2 separate regions of the Mus musculus genome follow, and region 2 is linked to region 1. Evidence: chromatin loops called from intact Hi-C (ENCODE). Cell type or tissue: left cerebral cortex. All regions are shown on one strand.

Region 1 (8,000 bases):
TTCTTCAGGCCAAGTTTCATGATGGTGCTCTTTACCAATAAACTCACTCCTTCAATCCTGAAACAACAGTCAAGGTGTCTGACCCCAGTCTATGCTGTCTGTTTGCAAGCAATTCTGAAATGCTAGAGTGTTCACTGGGTACACAGAATTTACCTCAGAGCTCAATGTTGTGGGAGGCAGAGTAGAAACAGACCATGTTCCACTGTGAGGAGCAATCCCTGCATGCTACAGGACAGTTCCTGAATGATGGATTGGTGGGGGGAGTGTTGGGGACAGTGGGGATGGTAGGCTATATGGACAAGTATGTCTACCTAGGGAAGCCAGACTGCGTCAGTGGGTGGGTAGTGAAAGCATGGAACATATTCACAGCAGGTCTGAGTCTGGCGTCAAAGCCAGGGAAGTCCAGTTCAGGAAGCTTGAAGAGAGCAGAGCTCAGAAGTTTCAAACTCAGAGGTTTTCTACCAAAAGGCACACGGCTGAGGGCAATGAAGCCTGCTAAGTGTGGACAATGCTTCTAGCACGGTGCCCTGTGTCTTTAAACCGTCACAGGACACATGGCCATGAGCAATCCTAACCTTTACTCTGTGCTTCATTGCTGGGTTTAACGGCACGTGGCACAATGCCGGGCCTACTTTCATGTCTTTTGTCAAGTTGTGGTTACTACTTTAGAAAGGGTATCACTAGGGGGCTGGAGAGATGGCCCTGTGCTTAAGAGTACTGGCTGCTCTTCCAGAGGTCCTGAGTTCAATTCCTAGCACCCACATGGTGGCTCACAACCATCTGTAATGGGATCTAATGCCCTCTTCTGGTGTGTCTGAAGACAGCTACAGTGTACTCATATACATAAAATAAATCTAAAAAAAAAAAAAAAAAAAAAGAGCCCCACCTTCACCCTGAGTGTCCTTATGTCACCCATGGTCCTAATTCCGAATCCTAGCCAATCTTCTGTAGTAGGTTAGGCTTTGTCTCCCTACAGAGCCATCTGAAGTTGAACCAAGGACTCTGAAAACACACTGGTACTGTACCTTTCCATGCGTATAACGAAGGCCAAGGGATGTTTATCAGGCACCTCCAAAGCACGAGGCTTCACCTCCAGCCGCTGGACACGCACCTTGTCACGTTGCTGTCGCCAGGAATCATGCACGAAAGATTCTAGTCGTCTGAACCTGAATTGCTTTCCTTTTCTCTGTGGCAGAGAAGACACGCATCAGCATCTCTTCCCCTCCACAGTTAACCCAGGACCATTAGTAAGAGAGCTCAGCTCTCAAACGTTCTGCAAAGTGGGCAGACCATTACCTAAGGGGCACATGAAGAGGCCAGATGGAACTGAGAGATGTAAGAGCAGTCAGTGCTCTTAAGGGCTGAAGAAAAGTTTGTGGTGAGCTCATATGCTGGTAACATTTAATACAGGTGTTTAGGAAACTCAACACTATATTAGGCATCATTAAACAAGAGGATTTTCTTCTCTTTGCGTTCAAAAATCCTGTACATACTGTGTGCAGAATCTACACATTGGTTTTTCGAGACAGGGTTTCTCTGTGTAGCCCTGGCTGACCTGGAACTCACTTTGTAGACCAGGCTGACCTCGAACTCAGAAATCCGCCTGCCTTTGCCTCCCGAGTGCTGGGATTAAAGGTGAGCCACCATGACCAGGAATTTTTTTTTAATTAGATATTTTCTTTATTTACATTTCAAATACTATCCCGAAAGTTCCCTATACCCTCCCCCCAAAGATTTATTTATTATTATATGTAAGTACACTGCAGCTGTCTTTACACACACCTGAAGAGGGAGTCAGATCTCATTATAGGTGGTTGTGAGCTACCATGTGGTTGCTGGGATTTGAACTCAGGACCTTCCGAAGAGCAGTCAGTGCTCTTAAGGGCTGAGCCATCTCTCCAGCCCACACGTGATTCTAAATAAACTTTTAAAATTGTTGGATACTTTTGGTTTGAGACAGGTTCTCTTTATATAGCCAAACTCTCCATTTTCCTGTCTCAACCTTCTAGAATGCTGAAAAGTGTGCCACAGATAGCAATTTAATCGCAGCATTCTAGAGGCCTAAGTAGGCTGATCTGTTAGTTTGAGGCCAGCCTGGTCATACAGTATTCCAGACCATATGTACAGACCCCATCTAAGAAACAAACCAACCCCAACAAAACATTTTTAAAATAATCTATTTTTTTCCCTGCCAAATTTGGTTTTACCACTAAATTTGAATTCAGAAAATGTCTTCACTTTTCCCTTAAAGGCTGGTCTAACATTTTGCTCACAGAAAGATGGTGGGTAAATCTTTGCTAAATGGAGGACTATGAGGGAGAAACCTGTGAGGGATCTGATAACAAATCTAGTTCAACGAACACCGTTTAGTAAAATCCGTCCACTACAAATCCTAACCCCCCCCCTCTCAGAATTACCTCTCTCTTTGCCAAAAGTGCCTGCTTTGCCTGAGTGGCTTTGAGGGCTTGATAAGCCTTCCTCTTTTTCAGAAGATTTTCTGGAACCAAAGGAATTTTTTTTCTTTCCCTGATAAAGGAACAAATTTGACATTAATGAAAATTGCCAAACCAACATTTGGTGGCTTTCCAAACCAATTCGAGATCCTGGTCTTCCCGGGACCTAAAGTTTCTGATGAGTCTTCGCCGTGCTCCTGTAATGCTCACTCGTCCCGAGAGCCTTTAAAAATCAGGAAAAACCTTTGCTCTCTGGGTTCGTTTTGGTCCGTGGAGCTTTAACAACTGTAGGCTATGACCTGTCACTAGCGGCAAGGAAATTCTAGTAAAATCCAGAAAGGGGCTATCACAGATCCATCAAGAAGAGTAATGATTAAGTCGAGCTAGGATGAGGTGGGGGGGGGGGGCACATGAAAGCAGGAGGGGGAATTGGGGGGAAAGAGCTTGGTGGAAGACGCAGGGGAATAAGAGATGATGGGGAGGTGATACGATCAAAATACACTGTACGTGTGTACCAAACTGTGAAAGACATGACAGCCAAGCTGAGCGAACTCAACTCTGGCGCTACGCAGCCACTCGCCCCTCCGAACCTCAGTTCCTCTTCTCGCTGCTTCCAAAGTCGTCCCGATCCCTGGTCGCGGAGCCCTACAGCATCTCAGCCCCCACCTTGACTTCATACTATGGAGCCTTTTTCTTTTCTCTCCACAGCCCACAGCTTCCTTTTGTATCACCAGAGTACAAACAGAAAGGATGGCATCGGATCCTCAAAGCCCCATAGAGAGATCCGAAGACACACTCACCCTTCCTCCGCCATCTTTCCGGTGCTTCAGCTACTGCGCTTGCGCAGCCTCACCGGGCGGGGTAGAGAGGCCCGCCTCGACGTCTCTTGTATCATAGAGACGGACTCTCGCTCCCGCAGGAGGACTCAGGCAGCCTGAGATTCCTTAGCGAATGTGAGCGTCTGGGAAAAGGTCTTGCTAGCCAGGATTCCGGCAAAAAACCCTCCAGTTTTCTTCCCATCCCTTCTAAGGTCTCTAGAGTCTGACACCCGTCTGGATCCAACCCTTTTCAGTTAGGCTGTAGGGTCTCGAACTCGGCCGCTTGTGAACAATTTAAAGGCTTTCCACAATGCATCTGCAGCTTCCGCTACGGCACGGGCTCTACAGAAGTTGGCCGCCTTGCTTAGGTGAGGTTTTTATTCCCGGAGACTTGAAGGACCGACGTGGCACTCACATTTGGTGGGCGGTTATTTGTGGAGGATTTGCGGAAATAAAAATGTGTCACCTACTCTGTGAGCCTTTGAATTCCTCACCTTTCTGCATCTCGGCTTCCTCATCCGTACAATGAATATCTACGGGTTCCCAGTGGCCGCCAGGGGGCTCCTTAAGATTTACAAAGCCTTAGCACAAGTTGGGTAAACAGTGGAGCCAGAAACTAGAAATGCTCCATTTCCATCTCAGAGCCTTCACTTGTTTAAGTTTCTCAGAATTTACTCCCATTGCCACATACTAGCACAGTGCTGTTTTATGCTAGCACAGTGCTGTTTTATGCTCTAGCCTAGGACAACGCCACTATATAACACTAGAAAGGGTCGCCACCCACAGCCTTTATCCTACACCTTTGGCTTATGGGCAGGAGACTTTTCTTATTTTCTGTGTCTCTTCTGCACCTCACTACACCACTTCACTACAGTGGGACTCTGCAAGGAATTGTTGAGTACCCAAGGACTGATACATGATGTTGGAACACACTAAAAAACTAGTCCACTCAACACGCTAATGTCATTACCAGATGAATGTCAAAGGAGATTAAGGGCACGACCTCTTCCGGCCTCCTGCACCAGGCATACCAGGTATTCTAAACTATTCCATGGATTGCGCTAGAACCATGCTTGTTTTTAAGTTTCCTCAAAAATCTCTGTCCGGGGCTGGTGAGATGGCTCAGTGGGTAAAAGCACCCGACTGTTCTTCCGAAGGTCCAGAGTTCAAATCCCAGCAACCACATGGTGGCTCACAACCATCTGTAACAAGATCTGACGCCCTCTTCTGGAGTGTCTGAAGACAGCTACAGTGTACTTACATATAATAATAATAATAATAATAATAATAATAATAATAATAATAATAATAATAAAATATATATATATGTCCCATATTGGGTGAGCCACTTGTCTATGTGACAGAGAAAGAAGAGCAAAATAAAAAATAAAAACAATAGTCCTAGTGGGGACTGTCGCTGCTCATCTCATAATATTTGCTTGTTTTTAAAGATTTATTTATTTATTTATTTATTTTACTTATATGAAAACGCTGTAGCTGTCTTCAGACACACCAGAAGAGGGCCTCAGATCTCTTTACAGATGGTTATGAGCTACCATGTGGTTGGTAGGAATTGAACTCAGGACCTCTGGAAGAGCAGTCAGTGCTCTTAACTGCTGAGCCATCTCACCAGTCCTCATTTTTTTGGTTTTTGGAGACAGGGTTTCTCTGTGTAGCCTTCGCTATCCTGGAACTCACTCTGCACACAGTCTGGCCTCAAACTCAAAGGTCCTCCAACCTCTGCCTCCTGAACACTGAGATTAAAGGTGTTAACCACCACTGCCTGGCTCACCTCTTATTCTTTTGATTTTAATTTAATGCTCTAAAATTTTTGTTAAAGTATAAATGTCATCTTAAAAGTTGGAAGAGCCGGGCGTGGTGGCGCACGCCTTTAATTCCAGCACTTGGGAGGCAGAGGCAGGCGGATTTCTGAGGTCGAGGCCAGCCTGGTCTACAGAGTGAGTTCCAGGACAGCCAGGGCTATACAGAGAAACCCTGTGTCGAAAAACCAAAAAAAAAAAAAAAAAGTTGAAAGATTAGCCGGGCGCGGTGGCGTACGCCTTTAATCCCAGCTCTCGGGAGGCAGAGGCAGGCGGATTTCTGAGTTCGAGGCCAGCCTGGTCTACAAAGTGAGTTACAGGACAGCCAGGGTTACACAGAGAAACCCTGTCTCAAAAAACCAAAAAAAAAAAAAAAAAAAAGTTGGAAGATTGGGCTGGTGAGATGGCTCAGTGCCGACTGCTCTTCCAAAGGTCCTGAGTTCAAATCCCAGCAACCACATGGTGGCTCATAACCATCTGTAACGAAATCTGATGCCCTCTTCTGGAGTGTCTGAAGACAGCTACAGTGTAATTATATATAATAAATAAATATTTTTTAAGAAAAAGTTGGAAGATTGCCGGGCAGTGGTGGCACATGCCTTTAGTCCCAGCACTTGGGAGCCAGAGGCAGGCAGATTTCTGAGTTCAAGGCCAGCCCGTTCTACAGAATGAGTTCCAGGACAGCCATGGGTACACAGAGAAATCCTGTCTTGAAAAACCAAAAAGGGCTGGTGAGATGGCTCAGTGGGTAAGAGCACCCGACTGCTCTTCCGAAGGTCCAAAGTTCAAATCCCAGCAACCACATGGTGGCTCACAACCATCCGTAACGAGATCTGACGCCCTCTTCTGGAGTGTCTGAAGACAGCTACAGTGTACTTACATATAATAAATAAATAAATAAAAATCTTTAAAAAAAAAAAAAAAAAAAAAAAAAGAAAAACCAAAAAAACCAACAACAACAACAAAAAAATTCTAAGATTGAGGCTGGAGAGATGGCTCAACATTTAAGAGCACTGACTGCTCTCCCAGAGGTCCTGAGTTCAAGTCCCAGAACCACATGATGGCTCACAACCATCTGTAATGGGATCCAATGCCCTCTTCTAATGTGTCTGAAGACAGCTGCAGTGTGCTCATATAAATTAAAAAAAAAATTTAAAAAGTAAATTAAAGATCTGATCTTAAAAAAAATTGTAAGATTATTGTGTAACTTTCAGTATCTCAAGATTTATAAGCATATTGGATATGATTAAAAACTGTAACTGGGGCTGGTGAGATGGCTCAGTGGGTAAGAGCACCTGACTGCTCTTCCGAAGGTCCGAAGTTCAAATCCCAGCAACCACATGGTGGCTCACAACCACCCGTAATGAGATATAAATAAATAAATAAATAAATAAATAAACAAATAAATAAATAAATAAATAAATAAATAAGAACCTGTAACTGTGGGCTGGAGAGATGGCTCAGTGGTTAAGAGCACTTCCGAAGGACCTGAGTTCAAATCCCAGCAACCACATGGTGGCTCACAACCATCCGTAATGAGATCTGATGCCCTCTTCTGGTGCATCTGAAGACAGCTACGGTGTACTTAGATATAATAATAAATAAATCTTTAAAAAACAAAACAAAACAAAAAACCTGTAACTGTAAAACCCCAACTCAATACATTTCTTAGACCCCTAGAAACGAAGCCCAGCATGGAGTTGTTTGTTCTTTAGCCTTCAGCCTGAGAGGATGAGCTGTAATTCACCATCCCCATTCTTATGATGTTTACTCAGCTTCCCCATTCTTTGTGGTCTTATCCTCCCCTCACTTTGCAGTTTATTCTGTAAAAACCCTTGACTGCAACTGCTGGGGTAGATCTCCTCTGCCCCTGTGTGGATTACGAGCTTGGCCACAGCATGCTAATTCCCGAATAAACGTCATGCGATATCGCATCAAGAACGGTTTCTCTCAAGTTACTGGGGCATTGGCTCATCCCAGGACTTGAGAGATGGTCTCCCCAAAGCGGGAGTCTTTCATAACAAAGGAGTTAAGACTTGTTGCAACCTGGTTGAGAGTAAAAATCTATGCATAGGCCGGGCATGGTGGCGCACTCCTTTAATCCCAGCACTTGGGAGGCAGAGGCAGGCAGATTTCTGAGTTCGAGGCCAGCCTGGTCTACAAAGTGAGTTCAGGACAGCCAAGGGCTACACAGAGAAACCCTGTCTCTAAAAACAAAAACAAACAAACAAAAATAAATGTATGCATAGGTAATCTTAAAGGAAACGTGTGGCTTGTCTCCATCTTAGCTGATGTTTCTTCATTGGGAGGGAGGCAGACATCTTTGCTAGGGTTGGGAAGGATGGGTTTTGCCACGTGACCTCACTCCTACCCTTTTTAGTTTTTTATTTTTTGGCTTTTGAAGACAGGCTATCTCCCTGTAGCCCTGGCTGGCCTGGAACTCACTCTGTAGACCAGGCTGACCTCGAACTCATAGAGATAGACCTGCCTCTGTCTCCCAAGTGCTAGGATTAAAGGTGTGTGCCATCACCCAGCCACTCCCATCGTGATTAAAAGCGACCAAGTGGCATAAGCCAACCAAGAAACAACTCCTTCTGGCTATGACACCCAAACCAGATGATTTATCCTCTACTTTTCATCATGCTGTCAAGCCTCCCCTTATCTGCCTCATCCCACAGTCCCTCTTTCCCTCTCTGGCCTCTTTGGTTGCCTTATCTCCCACCTCAGTGATAGAAAAACCATCACTCTCAGGCAACTACGCTGGGCCGACTGGCAGCCCTTAGTCCCTCTCTGCTCCATGCCACTCTGCCGTGGCATCCCTTTACCTTCCCCTACCAGGTCTAACCTGGTCTAACCTGGCCAGGGTTCTTCTCTGAGGGAACTCACCCAGGTGGATGGCTTGGTCAGAG
Region 2 (8,000 bases), 110 kb after region 1:
CCTACTGCTTCAGCCTCCTGAGTGCCGGGATTACAAGCATGAACCACCAAAGCTTGGTTTAAGGTTCACTGTTAAGGCATTATAACATCATGTAGGAATTGGAAAGATGGCTCGGTGGCTAGAGCATCCTTATAGATGTTCAATTCCCATCATCCACGTGGTGCCTCACAACCGTATGTAACTCCAGTTTCAGGGGGTTCAAGGCTCTCTTCCTGTGGGTACTGAGCTCACATGGTGCACATACACGCAGGCCAATTACTCATATAGGAAGATAAAAAAGAAAGAGAGAAAGACAGAAAACCCTTGGGTGCTGGAGAGATGGTTCAGTGGTTAAGAGCACTGGCTGCTCTTCCAGAGACCCAGGTTTAATTCCCAGAGCATACATGGCAGCTCACACCTATCTGTAACTTCAGTTCTAGGGAATAAGACACCCTCACATAGACATACATGTAAGGCCAATCAGCAAAGCACATAAAACTTTAAAAAAAAAAAAGTCAAACCCAATACAGAGAACCATAAAATATACAAACCATTGTTAAATATAAGTTAAGGTTGGACAGACAGGCCGGGCGTGGTTGGTGCACACCTTTAATCCCAGCACTTGGGAGGCAGAGGCAGGCAGATTTCTGAGTTCGAGGCCAGCCTGGTCTACAGAGTGAGTTCCAGGACAGCCAGGGCTACACAGAGAAACCCTGTCACAAAAAAAACAACAACAAAAAGTGGACAGATGGGAATGCTGAACTGGTCAAGTGTTTGCCTAGAGCCTGAGCCCACATAAAGGTAGAAGAGAGAAACTCCTGGAAGCTGTCCTCTGACCTCCACTCCCGTGGTGTGGTGTGTCCATACTGCCCCCATAAATCAAACCAAATAAAACATTAAAACTCATAGCTGTTCTATCCTTTCACTTTGCAAGCTGTCTGCAAGATCCGTCAGCCTTGCCCTGAGAGCTGCACTTAATGCTGCTGCCCTCTGCATGCCTCCCGTCCTCCCATCACGGTGGGTACTTACCTTTGCGGAGCCAGGACCATCCTGTCAAGGACGCATCTCAACTCACTGCCCTCAAATGTTAGGAAGAGAAAGTAACATGGTCTGGCAAACGGTCAGCAGTTAACAACCTGCCTGTGGTTTTGAACTCAGAAACCAGACACATAGCTTGACACCTGCCTTGGCTCGCCTACTCCAGCCTGGGGATAGAAAACAATCACCCAGCCCACCAAGGCCACCTCACAGCCACCGTTCTCATGCCTCACACTTCTTTAATAATAATAAAAAAAAGCTTTCCCAATGGAGTCAACTGTGGGACCCTCCATCTTTTGTCCTTTGATGCTTAAACGTTAGGCTAAACAACAGACAATTTTCAGCACCTTCATGTCAAGCAGACGCTGCAAAAACCTCTCCTTAAGCAGAAACATAATCTTGAAAGGGCTGGTAACACTGGCTTCTACTTTGCAAATAGCCTACACTAAAAACCACTGATAGTCTCACAACAGCTTACAGTCCAAACTCCAAGCTCAAGAAACCTTTTACCAACTAACTTTGGGATGGGGGGTGGGAGGGTTGAAGAGTTTCTCTGTGTAGCCTGACTGTCCTGGATCAAGCTCTGTAGACCAGGTTAGCCTTGAACTCCGTGCTGGGATTAAAGGCATGCATCTGATGCCCTGAAACTTTCTTAATTAGAATGGAGCAGGCTCCGATACTGGGAAACTAAAGCAAAGCCAATGAGGGGTCGTTGCTATTTCCTATAGCAAATCAGTTTTCGTTTAATCTCCATAGGTTAAATCTATTTTTCATCTGGAGAGACGGCTCGATGGTTAGCACCTATGCTCTTTTATAGGACCTGAATTCCTTCCACCCACAGAGCAGCCACAACTACCTGTCTACTCCAGTTCCAGTGATCTGACGCCCTCTTCTGGTCTCCAGAAACACCGCATACTGCATCGTGGAGCACATGCATCGACCGCACAGGAAATACTCATATACATAAAAGACAAATAAATAAATCTAAAAAAAAAAAAATCTATCTTTCAGGAAAGAAAGCGGCTCTTACATTCCTTTCGGGGACCTGAACAAAGTCATCAGCTGTGTTTCAAGAGTCCAAAATTCATACTTTTGTGAAATAAAAGTGCTTTCAAAAAGTAGAAAACAAGAGCCTCATCTAGCTTGCCCAGGAAACAAAACTGACGAAAATAAGGAGCCTGCATAAGTGACCACCGACCGCCCCCCTCATCGGCGCTCTGTTACAGCAGGTATACAGACAAGAACACAGTAACATGTGATCTCCCACTCCAACCCTCCACCTAGGAAAGAATTTGCCACCCAGTGACACTTGTCTTTGATTCTGTAGTGTAATGCTTTCTCTTCAATCAAGATTTTGTGCTTGAGGTTTGGATTTTTTTTTTTTTTTTATGGTTAGGAAAGGAGGCAAATGGGACGTGAGGCTTGCAACTCAAGTCTTAATGCCAACTTAATTGAATGGCTCTCGTTTCCTCCCATCTTTATCTGCAGGAAAACGCAGGCATATTGGTAAATTTTCAAATGAGTATTTTGGGCAGTTAAAAAAATCCCAATTAAAAGAACAAAAATGGAGGTTGGCAACAAGGGCGGAGATGGGGCTGAAACCGAGAACTGTATGGGCCACCGAGTCCAGAAGGCACGGTGGCTGAAGGCAGCACGCGAGGATGCCACCCGAGTCCTCGGCGGCCGCCGCCTTGGGCTTCTGCCAGGGACTGCACGGTCTTGGCTGCCCACTCGCACCTCGGGTTGGTCTGGACTTTAGGCTAGGCTCGTTCACTTCCGGTGACAAATCCCTCCCACCACCTCTAGAAATAATGTACCGTTTCCCCATCGCCTTCCTAAAGACCGCCGGCCCTATAGGGAGAAGCGAGGCGCTCCGGCTGAGGGTCTTAGCCCCGCGCGGCCAGCGGTTGCCAGCTGCGCAGGGAGTGGCTGCCACCGCGTCAGGGAGCAAGACGGTGGGGGTGGCATGTCATCCTCCCCCGCCCCCCCTCCGACTGCAGCAATTGGCCATTAAAAAAAATAATCTGTTTTTAGACTCCCCCAGGAACCCCGGAGCCCGCTCCAGCGAGGAACCCAGTCTTTCCCATAGCGGTGATTTGCGCTTTCTTCCCGCCCCAGTAACTGCCCACGGGGACCCAGACGCCCCCAGGCCGCGCCGAGCTGCAGTGGATGGGGGAGGGCAGGAAGGATGAGGGTTACCGGGGCGGCAGGGACCGGCTGAGCAAAGAGGTGATGGAAGGGAAAAGGGAAAGGGAAAAAAAAAGAGAGAGAGAGAAAGAAAGAAAAAAACCCAGAGGCATGCAAGCGGTTCCCTGGCCAGCTGTTCCAGCTGCAGCTTCCTCCGACGCGGTCCGGGAGGTGCAATAACCCCCCCCTCCATCTTTCTCGCACTACCTGTCCCCCACAACACCACAAGCACAGATTCCTCCCCACCACCCTGCAGCAGATCTCCGGCCTGTAAGGGGGTAGCAGGGAGGAGCTGGGGGGAGGGGGAGGCCTGCGAGTTTCTAACCTTGTTCTTATAAACAAACCCACATGTGCAGCTGCCGCTGCTGCAACTCACCCCACAATCCCGGATATAAGTCCTGCCCCTTTAAGAAGAAAAAAAAAAAAAAAAAAAAAGCTTCACCCGACTGCCTCCCACCCCACCCATCCACCAGGACCTTTGTCTCCCCACCCCCTCCTGTCAGCCGGCCCCGCCCTCCTTCCCGCCCCTCCAACGCGAAGAAACCAATAGGCGAGGAGAATATGGAGGGAGCTGACGTCACCGCAGCTGGCCAATCACAGCGCGCGTTGGTGGGAGGCCTCGCGCGGAGAGCGAGCGCTCGGAGGCAAGGCGGCGGGGGAGGAAGCCTGGAGTCAAGATGGAGGGTGTGGACTGCTCCATGGCTCTGGCCGACGCTGCCGCTGGCTCCCCGCGGGACCTGAGCCTGGTGCCCGAGCGACTTCAGAGGCGCGAACAGGAGAGGCAGATAGAGGTGGAGAGACGCAAGCAGAAGCGGCAGGACCAGGAGGTGGAGGAGGAGAAGAGCGGCTTCTTCGCCGCCGCCTTCGCCCGGGAGCGCGCAGCGGTCGAGGAGCTGCTGCGGGGCGAGGCGTCGGCGGAGCGGCTGGAAGAGGCGGCCAACCGGCTCCAGGGCCTGCGGAAGCTCCTGAACGACTCGGTGCTCTTCCTCGCCGCCTACGACCTGCGGCAGGGCCAGGCGGCGTTGGCGCAGCTGCAGGCTGTCCTAACGGAACGTCGCCAGGAGTTGCAGCCCAAGAAGCGCTTCGCCTTCAAGGCACGGAAGAAGGATGCTGCGGGGACCGCCCAGGTAGACGCCGCACCCGTCGCCTCGGCGGCCCCTTCTCCACCGGTGACCAAGGAGGAGGAGGGAGCTCCCGGGGCCAGCTGGGCCTGTGGCTTCTCCAACCTGGAGTCCCAAGACCTGGAGAAGAGAGCTGAAGAGCTGCACCAGCGCGACGTCCTTTTGAGCGACCTGACCAACTGCACTGTCAAACTGTGTGGCAATCCCAACACCTTGCGGCTTGCGAAGGCCCGCGGCTGCAAGGTGCTCTGCGGCCCAGTGACCACCTCTGTGTTTCTGGAGGATTGTCGAGATTGCGTCCTGGCTGTGGCTTGCCAGCAGCTCCGTGTGCACACTACCAAAGACACGCGCGTCTTCTTGCAAGTGACCAGCAGGGCTATCGTGGAGGACTGCAGCGGCATCCAGTTTGCCCCTTACACCTGGAGCTACCCGGGGATCGACAAGGACTTCCAGGACTCCGGTTTAGATAGGAGCAAAAATAACTGGGACCAGGTTGATGATTTCAACTGGCTGGCCCGAAACGTGGCCTCCCCAAACTGGAGTATTCTTCCTGAAGAGGAGAGAGACATCCAGTGGGATTGAGCACTGGCCACACTCAGTGTGATGTCCCATTCGGTTTACCTGATATTGTCTTATGTTTGCGGTGATAGGGGTTAGAAATTGTTGAAACTCCCCTCCTGTGAGTCCTATTAAATTCATAGCAGTGTAACAGACTTTTGCTGGTTTGGCCTTCCCCTGCCTCCCTTTGAGTATGACAGCGTGAAGAATTAGGGGGAGAATGGAGGAGCTTTGAGGGATTTGCTGTTCTTACCGTTGATCACAGGGAGTGATAAAGTGGGTCTTCAATAAATAATAAGGATGTCCGGAGAATTCCATTAGCGGACGGTTTAAATGGAAGAAGTAGGCCCATAAAAGCTCCATTAACGGCTGTTTTCCTCCCACTAAAGGTTTGTTCTGTGTCTTTTTCAGCAAGGCTATGAAGACTCCTTCCTGAACCTCTGGAATCCAGTGTTGTGTTAGGGCTGAAGTTTTGAATGGCCTCCAAGAGGTGTAGGAGCCAGCTAGCTGTAAGACTGAAACGGTTAAAGTGGCCAGCTCCCCTCCCTCCGTCTTCCTTGTCGAGACATGGGGTCACTATACACCACTGGAACTCACAGAGATGCCCCTGTCTCTACCTCTAAGCATCTGCACCACACCCTGCTCATGTTTCTTTTCCCTCAAGAGCTACAAGGCCATTTCTATTCTCACCATGTTCATGTGAGAAAACAGGTGGCATCAGGTCACCGCTCATGTGATGTGCTGCTGGAATTGGAAAGTAGGTGTGGACTCATCTTTGTGTTTTGTTTTGTTTTTTTTTTGTTTGTTTTAAAGGTGAGCCCCCATCCTAGCCCATGTTAACCTGGGACTCACTCTGTAGGCTGGCCTCAGAACTCAGCCTCCTGAAGGCTGGGATTTGGAGCCTGAGGCTTCACTCCCCGTGGTGCCCCATCTCTACAACACACTCAATAGCACTGAACTGGGAAGAGAGCTAAGCACAGGCCACATTAAGTTGCCCGTCATAGCCATGCGGCTAGCGGTCATCCAGAGGTCAGTGTGCTGAGTGAAGTTCCCTAACACCCTCTCTTACCGCCTTGTTCCCCTCCAGAAACCACTCCAGCAGTATTACTTGCAGCATTTACGTTTTTTGCTTTGATTTGCTTTTGAGAGTGGTCTCACTGTGTAGCCCCAACTCTGGCACTTGCTGTCGCAAAGATACACTTGGCTGTCCCTCAGTAATGAGGTTGCAGGTGTATCTCCCTGTATCTAGCCTGGGAGTTCATTTTAGGACGTGACTGTTTTAGGTTTTAATATGCCTTTAATGCCTTATGTTTGATATATCTATATATATATATATACTGTCTCCAGAAGAGGACTTACAGTAGCTTCTTGGGAAAATGGACTGACAGGATGTCAATAAGTATAGGAAGGGGCCTGGGTGGCCTCAGACGACAGCACTGTTCCTGAGTCAGAAAAGAGCCAGAGTTTCTTCCCCTTACCCACTAGCTGTGGAAGGGAATGCTAATAGTTTCAGGATGTGCAGCATCTACTAAGGAGAAACGTCAGTTACTTAAAAGGATAGCAACAGGAGAGGGATGCACGGAGCAGTGTTTTCGTCAGAGTCGGTCAGTCAGCTGATCACTGCAGGAAGCAACACACCAGTAGCATACGCTAAGGGCCCTGCAACTACTCACTACATTTAGAGAAATTCTGGTGTTGGTTAATTCTGGCATTTGATCTCCATTATCACTAGGGGGAAAAAAAAAAACAAGAATAAAAGTTAAAAATATTGGGAGCCGCCAGTGGTGACACACGCCTTTAATCCCAGCACTTGGGAGGCAGAGGCAGGTAGAGCTCTGAATTCAAGGTCAGTCTGATCTACAGAGCAAGTTCTAGGACATCCCGGGCTACACAGAGAAATCTTTTGTTTTTTTTGAGACAGGGTTTCTTTTTTTGTTTTTGAGACAGGGTTTCTCTTTGAAGCCCAGGCTGTCCTGGAACTCACTCTGTTGACCAGGCTGGCTTCGAATTCAGAAATCCACCTGCCTCTGCCTCCCAAGTGCTGGGATTAAAGGCGTGTGCCACCATGCCCGCCTGAGACAGGGTTTCTTACACAAAGAAATCTTATCTTGAAAAACCAAAATAAGGAGAAAATGAGTCAGTAATTAGAGTGCTGGGGCTGAGATGGCTCGGTGGTGGCCGAGGACCAGCCTCAGTCATTGGAGGGTCTTAAAAATGGTAGGATTGGAGATTTGCTACTGTGATGCGGAGTAAGTTGGACTTACATAACCGAGGAGGGTTACCCTCAGTGGGAGGTGCAAGCCGCTGAACAGCTCAACAGAGACAACACGCGGAAGATATCTAAGCCCAGACAGAAGCCTTTGAACAGGCATGCAGAGGCTGCTGCAGCCATGTCCAAGGGGCCCAACTATTGCTTGAGATGGCAGCAGAACGTGGCATTGTCCACATGGTCCTGTCAGACATACAGAGTGCTGGGGTATGGGATTATGGCGGCTGTCACCGAGAGTTTTGAGAAAGGCTTATGGAGCAAGAAAATCTAACAGGAATGACTCCTCAGTGAAAGCAAAGAAAATGGAATTAACACCTTCTGGAATTGGAAAGATATATAGATTTTTAAAAGTGAAAACATGAACTAGGTATGGTGGTACATACGTGTACTACCAACATAGGCTATATAGTAAGACCCCTTTCTCTTACACATATACAAAAGTAAATAAAATCATATATCTGCATAAGTAAAAAAAAAATGGTAGGATTGAATTGGCATGAAATCAGTCTCAGGCAAGGATGCAGGTGCCAGCTGATGGGTGACTCGTCCTGAAGCTGCGCTCAGAAGCAGCTTTCACGGTTTTCTCTCTCTGAGTGCATCTCAGTCTTTTATTGGCTACACACTTCCTTGTTAAGTAATAATTCATAATCAAAAGCCTTTTCATTATTTTCCTCAGACCCATTGTTTTTCCTGAAAACCCCCGTGTAACTATGTCACCGAAAAGCACAGCACACACATAAAGTCACAATTCAGTCTCTATAAAGCAAGTTAGACGTTAACTCTTAACTCCCCGAAAAGCCCCCGTATCACAGGTCATCCAGGCATAAGCTTGTGGTTACAACATTAGC

What was found. A loop is a pair of places that touch in the nucleus more often than their neighbours do. Peaks named below come from ENCODE experiments on the same cell type or tissue, not always from the same donor. Only the 100,000 strongest peaks of a DNase experiment are listed, where the experiment ranks them.
Region 2: it touches region 1 in a loop (6-fold over the local background); 32 of 42 quality-filtered maps call a loop at or near these places.

What each region holds. Positions count from the first base shown.
Region 1 is chr17:46,779,366-46,787,365 of GRCm38, forward strand. It overlaps Rpl7l1 (ribosomal protein L7-like 1), which reads right to left and starts at 3,291. Exons shown (of 7, transcript NM_025433.3): 1 at 3,254-3,291; 2 at 2,418-2,526; 3 at 1,026-1,186; 4 at 1-57. The coding sequence starts at 3,267. In left cerebral cortex, CTCF peaks have their summits at 3,833 (motif pointing right) and 6,672 (motif pointing left); DNase peaks (open chromatin) are centred at 2,658, 3,314, 3,824 and 4,255; H3K4me3 peaks cover 1,712 bases; H3K27ac peaks cover 1,060 bases.
Region 2 is chr17:46,886,809-46,894,808 of GRCm38, forward strand. It overlaps Tbcc (tubulin-specific chaperone C), which reads left to right and starts at 3,813. Exons shown (of 1, transcript NM_178385.3): 1 at 3,813-5,655. The coding sequence starts at 3,882. The coding sequence ends at 4,907. It also overlaps a transcript of Bicral not described here. In left cerebral cortex, CTCF peaks have their summits at 1,911 (motif pointing left), 2,684 and 4,687; DNase peaks (open chromatin) are centred at 1,907, 2,234, 2,798, 3,546 and 5 more places; H3K4me3 peaks cover 4,513 bases; H3K27ac peaks cover 2,708 bases.